2 separate regions of the Mus musculus genome follow, and region 1 is linked to region 2. A link is a loop called in an ENCODE intact Hi-C map of the cell type or tissue named here. Cell type or tissue: heart. All regions are shown on one strand. Each heading gives the region's core, and the rest is flanking DNA. Links, peaks and the distances in the headings are about the cores only.

The links. Hi-C counts contacts between places; a loop is a spot of excess contacts. Peaks named below come from ENCODE experiments on the same cell type or tissue, not always from the same donor. Only the 100,000 strongest peaks of a DNase experiment are listed, where the experiment ranks them.
Region 1: it touches region 2 in a loop (2.1-fold over the local background); 4 of 42 quality-filtered maps call a loop at or near these places.

What each region holds. Positions count from the first base shown.
Region 1 is chr9:45,836,872-45,842,247 of GRCm38, reverse strand. It overlaps Bace1 (beta-site APP cleaving enzyme 1), which reads right to left and starts at 3,703. Exons shown (of 9, transcript NM_011792.6): 1 at 2,960-3,703. The coding sequence starts at 3,220. It also overlaps the pseudogene Gm7286. In heart, for the core only: a CTCF peak has its summit at 3,795; DNase peaks (open chromatin) are centred at 2,997, 3,147 and 3,687; H3K4me3 peaks cover 2,495 bases; H3K27ac peaks cover 1,690 bases.
Region 2 is chr9:45,889,337-45,894,712 of GRCm38, reverse strand. Rnf214 (ring finger protein 214) reads left to right here. Exons shown (of 14, transcript NM_178709.5): 6 at 3,770-3,909. Among named protein-coding and RNA genes, the nearest start is that of Pcsk7, 15 kb to the left of the region's middle. In heart, for the core only: no CTCF peak of the experiment used is centred there; no DNase peak of the experiment used is centred there.

The DNA of each region.
Region 1 (5,376 bases), core at 108-5,107, 52 kb after region 2:
GTGTGTATACCAACCATGCCCTCCTGCCCTGTATCCTGGTCCACCAATGGTCCATTTCAACTTACGCCATGTCAGAATCACCAAGTTACCTCTGATGCCTTCCTTCTTCTCCACCCTCCACACGATGTCCCCAGCCTGCTCGCCTGTTTTGTGACATTCCTTGCATCCTGGCCTCCTTTCTCTCTCCCTCTTACCGCAACCTCACGCCTTCTCCACAGAAAGTGAGCTTCGCGTCTCCCGTAGCTCTATATTCCACTCTCCCTAAGATTCAGACGTCTGCTTGCTTGCTTCATATCATTCTCCAGTACAAATGATCTCAATTTCCCCCCTCAGAGCCGAAGTCCAAACCATATAGCCTGACATTTAAGGCTTTTTGACAGTTGGGCTCCGTTTTATTTACCTAAATTGATCTGGTCTCAGCATAACCCTGCAGTATCAACTGGCCTGGCTTTCACTTGTCTCCTGAACAAACACACATAAGCTCAAACACACAACTCATTCGTCTCTCGTTTCTCATAGTCTCTGGGCCAGAGTGGGGAGCAAGTGAGAAGCAATTACGGTGTGTTGGGAGAAGCGCCAGGTCCTGGCTAGGATGGCCCCATTCCTTTCCACCCTCCAGGACCTCACTCAATGAACACATACTCCATCAAGTCCCTTGAGCCAACTCTACCTTTGGCATCATTATTTCTCCTCATAGATCGGTGCTTCTCAGCCTTAAGACCTGCAGACTCCCAGACTCTGGGGTGGGATCATGAGAATTTACATGTTTAGCGGGTTCTAAAGATAAGAATCTACAGAGCATCACTTTTGTCAAAGGAGTACTTACATTTTACTTCCTTTTTAAAGCCTTTCATGCAGAGGTGTGTCTTCCATTGTTTTGTAGATTAGACCACCAAGCATGGGCAGTAACCCTCCAAATTCCAGAGGTTTGTGTTCATAGAACTCTGCCACCCTCCATCCCATTTCACTGCTTCTGATAGCCCCGTTGGGTAAGAAGAAGGCTCATCCTTCTCACAGGCTGCTGAGGGAAGGAACAAAATAGCCACAGAGCCGAGGCTGGCTGGAACAGGGTCGGGATCAGAGGCACGTGCAACCACAGAGTGCCTCTACTCAGGGTTCCCAGGGCTAGTGTGTGACCTCCAGCCCCCTGCTCTGACTTCTAGCTGGGAGGGGAGGGCACTGACTAGCCCTCAACAGCTACTCTCTGCCAAGGGCTGGGCTGGAGCACCTACATTGCATCTCAGGGGACCAGGGAAGTATGTACTAAATATACTCAACACGGTCCAGATTTTATGCTTCATTGCATAGCACAGAAGAGGCAGAAGTGGCCAGGCCAGTTAAGGAGAAGGAGGTAATATTTATTGGAGGTCAATTAACCCAGGGATTTCTTCTAGGCATGGTCCCCTACGTGGTTTCATTTAATCCTCACAATTGTCTTGCAAAGGAGGCCCCATTTCCCATGTTTTGAAGAGAAGGCAATAGCCAACAAGAGTTATATAAGTTGCTTAAGGTCACACTGCTGGGAAAAGGGAAGGCTAGGGTGCTAGGCAGACCCCCAGATTCTAGCCTGTCTGACCCTAAAGTCCTTGTGGCTTTATCACAGATCTGTGCAGTTGCACAGCACGTCACTAGAGTCCCACGTCTCCACATGTCCCCTTCCCTGACATCTTACCTTCTCTTGGCTCAGACTGAACTCTAGCTCTGACTTGGCTCCGACCCCCGGATTCCATACGACTTCTGGGAAGTTATGGTGTACAGCAAAGAGGAGGGGTGAGTGGGGGAGACCAGGACTTCAGAGCTCCCAAAGCAAGCTTGAGTGGTATAGACCCAGCAAGTAACAAGAAAGCAGGGGTCTGTGGTTCTCCCATATCCAACTGCCTGAGTGAAAGGAAGTGTGACTGTCTCCTCCCTGACCCCAGCGCACACACTCCCATCTTTCCACACCCTCCGTGGACAAGCTTTGTGGACACGGTCCGGAGCCACTGAGGGTAGCTCACAGAGATACACAGGATCAGACTCAAGGTGACACACAGAAGCACACGCAGAATCACACTGCCACCAACCAGTACCCAGACTCGCCCACGGAGGTGGCAGATGCACTCAGAGAGGTCAGCCAGCAACCCCACATGGGCCATAGCTGACTCAAGCCCACACTCCCAGTCAGCACAGGTAGAGGACACAACCTCCACCAGCCACCCCAGGTACCTTGGAAACTGTTGGAAAAGACGGGAAAAGACAGGGAGAAGTCCCTTCCCATGGCTGTGTGCCCATCCGTCTCAGAACCCTTGCAAGGGGTTTCTGGCTCCCCTAGGCTTATCTTTCTCAGACTCAGTACAGCTCTCTTCTGGCCATGTTCTGAGGCATGGGTGGGGGAGGAGCTAGAGTGTAGAGAGTGGGGGTTGGGATAAAGGAGGAAGGGACTAGGGGAAGCCAGAGTCTATTGGGACTTGGAGGCTACATGGATGTTACTAAGACTCTCACTTTGTTGGCTTATGGCAGCCCAGACTTAGAGTAAGGGGCTGATTGATCCAACTGGTGCCAGGATTTTGGGTTCTCAAGAAGATGAAGGTGGGGATCTTAGATACCCCCCCCCCCCCCGCAACACTAGAGTAGGGGAGAGTGTGGAGATGGAATATGAGAGACTCCGGCCACTGACACCTGTTACAGTGTCCCCGTGCCTGGCCCTTCCCCAGGGTCAGCCACCACTGAAGTGCTTTCTTGGGCGTGGGGGGATGGGGCAGTGGGAGTGAGAGGTGAGTAGTCAGTCCTGGGGCTTGGATGCCAGTGAGAGGGGGCGGGAAATGGAAAGGCTACTCCCAACCGGATCCTGGAGGAATAGGAGCGGGCGGTCATTCTGCACCCACTAAACAAACCATTTTATCAGGGCAGGCTGCTTCATCTCTACCCTATCACCCCTCTACCATGCATGAAGGAGGGTTGCTAGATCTGACCACCTTACCGTCTGTGGGGGGCTGCCTACGGTCATCTCCACATAGTAGCCCTGGCCGGACTTTCCCCTCAGGTTGTCCACCATCTCCACAAAGCTGCCTCTCCGGCCAGGCTCCTCCGATTCCTCGTCGGTCTCCCGGGGCAGCCTCAGGCCCAGGGGTGGCCCTGCCAGGCCGCTGCGAAGGGGCAGCCGGATGCCGAGATGGGTTCCCTGGGCAGGCAGCATTCCCGAGCCCACCCATAGCAGGAGCCAGTGCAGCGCTGGGGCCATAGTGAGCCCGGGCCTTGTGGTCCGGTTGGTGACTGTCCCTCTTGCCTGCCCCTAAGTCTGGGTGGTGGTGGCTTCTCTCAGGAGAGCGGCCTCGGCGGCATCAGGACTGCAGAGTCTGCAGGCCCCTCGCTCAGTTCCCGGTCCAGGCGGCGGAGAGTGGGCAGGAGAAATCCGTAGCGCACGAGAGGAGACGACGATGGCGATCCAGGGGACCCAGCTACATCTGGACGCCGGCCGCCAGCGGGGGGATCGGGCCCCTTGTGGGGCTGGGAGGGGCGGGCATGGCTATCCGAGCCCGTAGCTTTCGGGGTCTTCCAGGCGGGCTTTGCAGCTTGGGGACCGACAGGGACTCCGGGCTCCTACGGCTGCGTCGGCTGCTCAGGCCACCATAATCCAGCTCCCAGCTCCCAGCACCTAGGCAGGCTGGGGAGGCGGAAAGGCTTGTGGCGGTGGCTGTCAAAGCCAAAGGGTTTTTGCTTTTCCCTGGGATCTCTGGGAAGTGTAGTCTTCCCATGGCAGACAGCCCAGCTTCCGGAGCTGAAAGGGGTCTGGGATGCCCTCTGCCGAGATGGAGTTCACTCTGCAAGACCCTAGCGGGAAAGCATTTCCTTAGCTCTAGCAGAGCAAGAAGGAACCAATATCATACACTTCTCATCTGCTAGTCCTTCTTTCATTATTTATTTATTTATTTATTTATTTATTTATTTATTTATTTAGGGTACAGGGTCCTGCAAACATACAGTGTAGTCTAGGCTAGCTTCAACTTTGATGCAATTCTCCTGCCTCACTTTCCTGAATCAGCATTGGTTAACACCCCCCCACACCCCCGTGCGCACCCTGTCATGCATGCCAGCCACTTTACCCCTGCACAGGAGTAGAAAAAGAAGCACAGATCCCAAAAAGAGATTAACCGGGGAGAACTGTGATTCTTGCCACAGTGTGATGTTAAGAATTTTGGGGTAAGCTGGAAACCTGCCTCAAAAAACCAATAAATAGAGCTGGGCGTGGTGGCGCACGCCTTTAATCCCAGCACTTAGGAGGTAGAGGCAGGCGGATTTCTGAGTTCCAGGCCAGCCTGGTCTACAGAGTGAGTTCCAGGACAGCCAGGGCTACACAGAGAAGCCCTGTCTCGAAAACCAAAAAAAAAAAAAAAAAAAAAAAAAAAAAGAAAAAAAAGAATAAAATAAAAATCAATAAATAAAATAAAATAAAACAAAATTTGGGGGTATACCCCGGATGTTGAGGCACCTGCCTTTAATCTCAGCAGGAGAATTTCTGTAAATTCAAGGGCAGTTTGTTCTACATAGGTAGTTCTAGGACAGCCAGGACTGCATAGAGAAACTCTGCCTCAAAAAAGAAACAAAAAATGGGCAATCTAGAAGAGGTGACCTTAAAATTGGAAGTGTTTTCAGGAGCAGAGGCTGGAGGAGCAAGGTGAAAGGGACGAGAGTATTCCAGTCAACAAACCAGTCACTGGGATCCGACAGGGAGACCTGCCGCCTCTTCTGTTCAGAGCATTTAACCTGCCCCAGCTATGAGGTGGCCACCTCTTCTATGCCTGAATCCCTTTGTCTTTCTTTTGTTTGTTTGTTTTGGAGACAGGGTTTCTCTGTATAGCCCTGGCTGTCCTGGAACTCACTCTGTAGACCAGGCTGGCCTCGAACTCAGAAATCCGCCTGCCTCTACCTCCCAAGTGCTGGGATTAAAGGCGTGTGCCACCACCCCCCGGCCCGTTTGTGTCTTTGATGGTTTCCTGTCACGAATCCTCATGACCCATCTGATTACTTCCCATCAGTCAGAGTGAGGATCAGTTGCTCTCAAATTGGTATATCACTGGGAGACATTCCAGCATACTCATTGAGATGAAGAGCTTTGGGGCCCTGATAGCTTAAAACTGTGTGACTGTGTCATCATATCATTTATCAGAGGTGGAAAGCCCTCGATAAAATACAGCAGTCATTCTGATTAGGAAAAAAAAAGGTAAACTAGAAGGAAACATCTTAAATAAAGAAGCTGAGGGGCTCTCTGCTCCTCCCTGTTCCAGAGACAGACGCTTCTTCTTGTGCAGTGCCTGGCTCGTCCCGTAAACAAAATGGTGAAGGTTGGTGTGAACGGATTTGGCCGTATTGGGCGCCTGGTCACCAGGGCTGCCATCT
Region 2 (5,376 bases), core at 297-5,296:
TGCATAGTAACTAATGTAATCACACAGTCTTGTTGGGAGTTCACTCTAGAGATGCAAGCTGATGTCTGAATGTGTGGACAGTGACAATGTTTATTGCACAGTTGCTTAAAATCGTAAGGGGCACCTTTCTAAAATGCAGTGCTCTGATGCAGAGGCAGGAGGGTCACGAGTTCCAGGTTATCTTCAGATACATAGTGAGGATGAGGCCAGTCTGGGTTACAGGCTGCCTCAGCCACCTGTAGATTATGTTGGAAAAGTAGCTTCACAAAAGTTTTAGTCACCGGACAGTGGTGGCGCACGCCTTTAATCCCAGCACTCTGGAGGCAGAGGCAGGCAGATTTCTGAGTTCAAGGCCAGCCTGGTCTACAGAGTGAGTTCCAGGACAGCCAGGGCTACACAGAGAAACCCTGCCTCAGAAAAAAAGAAAAAAAAGAAGTAGTATGTGTGCTTTGTGTATGGACCTCTAGCACCACCCAGACAACAATGAACAAACTGTGCAAACATAATCCAAATCCCTTCACACAGAGATTACCTTTATGCCCAGAGAAAAGGGATAATTGTCACAGTGATAAACTTTGTATTGTACAGTCTTAGGAATGTGCTCATATATATGTATCACAGATGATGAACTTGGTATTATACAGCCTCATATATGTATTTATTCCTGTTGTTATATAGTAAGACAGCAAGTGTCTTAAGAGTTACTATTGCTGTGATGAAACATCATGGCCAAAAGCAAGTTGGGGAGGAAAGGGGTTTATTCAGCTTACACTTTCATATTACTGTTCATCTTGGGAGGAAGTCAGAACAGGAACTCACACAGGGTAGGAGCCTGGGAGGCAGGAACTGCTCAGCCTGCTCTTTCTCTCTTACTTCTTTTGTTTCTTTGGAGACAGGGCCTCTCTATATAGCACTGGCTGTCCTGAAACATATTCTGTAGATCAGGCTGGCTTTGAGCACACAGAGATCCTCCTGCCTTTGCCTCCTGAGTGTTGGGATTAAAGGCATGTACCTAGGAGATTAGTCTGCTTTCTTTCTTTCTTTCTTTTTTTTTTTTTTTTGGTTTTTCGAGACAGGGTTTCTCTGTGTACCCCTGGCTGTCCTGGAACTCACTTTGTAGACCAGGCTGGCCTCGAACTCAGAAATCCGCCTGCCTCTGCCTCCCAAGTGCTGGGATCAGGCTGTGCCACCACTGCCTGGCTAGTCTGCTTACTTGTAGCACCCAGGACCACCAGCCCAGGGATGGATGGCACCATTCACAATGGGCCAGGCCTTTCCCCACTAATCACTAATTAGGAAAATGTTTTACAGGCCAGCCTATAATCTGATATTATGGATGCAATGTCTTAATTGGCGTTGCTTCCTCTCAGATGACTTTAGCTTGTGTCAAGTTGACATAAAACTATCCAGCACAGCAAACAAACAAAAAAAATTCTACTTACAATAAAAACAGAACTATAATAAAACAAGAGCATACTTGTTGGGTGTAGCAAACTCTAGCCTGAAGCAAAAATCCCTTTCTCAGTATCCTTGACAGGTGTTTGTTCAGTCTTTATTGGAGCATCGGTAATAGGGAACATAGTGCTACATAAGCCAGCACATTCCATTTTTCAGTTCTATTGTGTGTGTGTGTTCGTGTGTATACACACAAGTATGCATGCAGATATGTGTGCGTGTGTGTGGAGGTCAGCAGTCAACCTTGAGGTGTCATCCTTAGGCACTGCCCACTTGTGATTTGAGACAGGAGCTCTCATTTGGACCTAGAGCTAGGCTGGCTATCCAGCAAGCTCCAGGGATCCCGTGGTGTTTTGCCTTTCTAGATCCCAGAGTACAAGGGTGTGCCACCGCACCCAGTTAGTTTATGGGGGTTCTAGGAATCACACTCATCATTATGTTTATATATGGCAAGTACTTCACTGACTGAGCTCTCCCCGGTCTCACGTCGTGGCTTTTAAAAGTTATTTTCTGTATATGGGTGTCTCACCTTTATGTCTGTGCACCACTTGTGTCAAGTGTCCTGGAGGCCAGAAGAGGGCGTCAGATCCCTTGGAACTGGAGTTACAGACAGTTGTGAGCCACTGTGTGGGTGTGGGTGTTGGGTATTGAACCTGGGTCCTCTGGAAGGATAGCCAGTGCTCTTAAATGCTGAGCCATCTCTCTAGCCCCATTTTTTTTTTTCAAAGATTCTTAGACCTGTCCTGTGGTGTTAAAGTCTATGTTCATGTAACTTTCTTGCAGAGGTTTGACTTTTACATCAGTAGTTTATGAAATTGACTCTTTTGACTCTTTTTTTTTTTTTAGATAGATTTGTTTATTTATTTATTTATTTATTTATATGAGTACACTGTAGCTGTCTTCAGGCATAACAGAAGAGGGCATCTGATCCCATTACAGATGATCGTGAGCTACCATGTAGTTGCTAGGAATTGAACTCAGGACCTCTGGTAGATCAGTCAGTGCTCTTAAACACTGAGCCATCTCTCCAGCCCTGAAATTGATTCTTTTAATTCTGTTTGATTCCACTAAGTCAGCATATGGATGTATAATCATTGAAATAAACTATCAGGCTGAGAGTACTGGCTCAACATCTGCTGCTAGGATGCTGAGAGAGGATGCTTGCAGCAAGTTTGAGGCCAGCCTGCCATGCCGCATAGGGATCACAAGGCTACATAGGATACATAGTAAAATCATGTTCAAAGTTCCAGAAACACTGAGCATGGAAGTGAATATCTGTTAGGACAGTTTTAAAAGTGATTTTTTTTTTTATCCCAACTAGCTCCAAAATAATGAGACAGAGACTATAAAATTTATTCAGTCAGGCTCTATGGCACAATAGCCGAGCAGTATTAATCTACTTTAATCTTCTAAATTAATCTGGCTGCTTCCCAACCCAAACCCCTGAGCTACTTGGGATTTAGTGTTGATCTGGCTCTCTCTGTTCTGGGTGTGTTCTCCTGCTGGCTCCTGAACCCTTTCCTCATGGCCCCATCCTCTTTCCTATCTCTCCCCCTCCCCTGACTGGGATGGGAAGTCCAGCCCGAGTCTCTGCTATGCTCAGCCATTGGCTGACAAGCTTTTATTGACAAATCAGAGAATAAATGAGGAGTGATGTTTACATAACATTGAGACAGATTATTAGAAATAGCATTACAAAAGCTGGACGTGGTGGCACATGCCTTTAATCCCAGCACTCGGGAGGCAGAGGCAGGCGGATTTCTGAGTTCGAGGCCACCCTGGTCTACAAAGTGAGTTCCAGGACAGCCAGGGCTATATAGGGAAACCCTGTCTCAAAAAACCAAAAAGAAAAAAAAAAAAAAAAAGAAATAGTATTACAGTGCCATGTCCAGATTGCAACCAGATATGGGGGAAGAGAAATCAGTATTTGAGTAATAAAGGAGAATCTTTACACACAATACACAGTAATAATATGCTTGCACATATCTATAATCCAAGTCAGTGGAACTAGATGCAAGGGATCAGGGTTCAAGACCAGCTTTGTCTACATATTGAATTTAAGCCCAGCCTAGGTTATGTAAGACACTATCTCAAAACCAAACCAAATCAAAAAACCTATCAGGCTGGCTGGGTATGTAGCTCAGTTATAGGGTGTTGCTTAGCATGTGCTAGGCTCTTGTTCCGAACCATAGCAACACACACACATATATATATACACACACATAAACAAACACTGAGATTGAAACAAAAACCCCAAAACACTAAAAGCTAACCTTTCTTTCTTTATTTGTGTGACTAATTACATGGGATTTAGGAGATACTAAAGGCCATTCAGGATGTGACCATAAAGCGAGAAGAAACCAAGAAGAAGATAGAGAAAGAAAAGAAGGAGTTCTTGCAGAAGGAGCAGGACCTGAAAGCTGAAATCGAGAAGCTCTGTGAGAAGGGCAGAAGGTATGCTCCTGCTGCACATACAGTCCTGTGGGTGTGCGTGTGTAAACGCTTCTGCTGCACATACAATCATGCGGGCGTGCGTGTGTGTTTGTGTGGCAGGGCCAGTTCCATTGCTTTTATGTGAGAAAGAAACACACATCAGAATTCTCCAGTGACTTAGTAGTCTCAGTACCTACATGACACAAAAGAAAGATGTGCTCAGAGAGTTGGTACTGCTCTGCAGTGATAAGTAAGGGCTGGGCATATAGCTCAGTGGTCCCATCCTGGGCTTAGGCCCCAGCACCTCTTCCCCTGGTTCCAAGTATGTTCATAAGTTTCCTTTATATTTTATAACACCTCTCTCTCTGTCTCTCTCTCTCTCTCTGTCTCTCTCTCTCTCTCTGTCTCTCTCTCTCTCTCTCTGTGTGTGTGTGTGTGTGTGTGTGTGTGTGTGTGTGTGTGTGTGTGTGTGTGTGTGTTTGTGTGCCTGCCTGCCTGTCTGTATCTGTCTGTCTCGGGTCTGGGATTACTACATAGCACTATTTCGTGGCCCAGTTTTAGGTATCTTGGGGATCTAAAATAAGGTTGTTATGCACACATAGCAAATATGAACTGTTATTCTAAAACCTATATCACTTGCTTTATATCCTGAGGGACATTTTTTTCCTCCGTATACTGAGGTCATGGGAATGCTTTGAATGGTTATGCTGTACAGCACCACCAGTGGTGCACTATTGACATTTGTGAAGGGTTATCTAGTGATCGTGTCCTCTTCTTGATAATGTAGCAAGAGCAAAATGGGCCTTGAATTTGGTTGCACTCAGTTTTCCAAGTTGTTTGAAATCAGTGCTTGAAAACTCACAATTGTGAATTCTGTGATAATGTTATTTAAATGCTGCTGACATTCCTTTTATTTATTGAGAAGAACTTGGATGTTGAAAATATGTATGATGATAAGTAAAAAGTAAGTAGCAAGCTCACTTACTGATTCATTTTCCAAAATGAGAGACAGTACCTGTGGCGCCTCCACATGCAGAGGAGACGGTCTGGAGAGCAGAGAGTCCCATTGAGAATGTGGTGAATTGTTAGGAGGTGGTCACTCACTGATCATTCTCAAACAGTCTTGCAGAGCCTTCCCAGCAGAGCACGGTCCTTTGTGTTGATAGTGATCAGAACAGCAGCCTACCCAAGGCAACACTCGCTCTGCCACAGTCTTCACAGCTGATTTGAGGAAGATGAATTATAGACAGACAGGTACTCGGAGCATGTGAGAGCTTAAAGATCTATAGTTTTGTCTATAGTTAGTCTATAATTTTGTCTAGGTCCTGATTTCCTTTCGCTGTGTTTAAATATTTTTGTCAGATTTATTATTTGTGTGTGTGTGCATATGTGTATATATATATGAGTACACTGTAGCTGTCTTCAGACACATCAGAAGAGGGCATTGGATCCCATTACAGATAGATGTGAGCCACCCTGTGGTTGCTG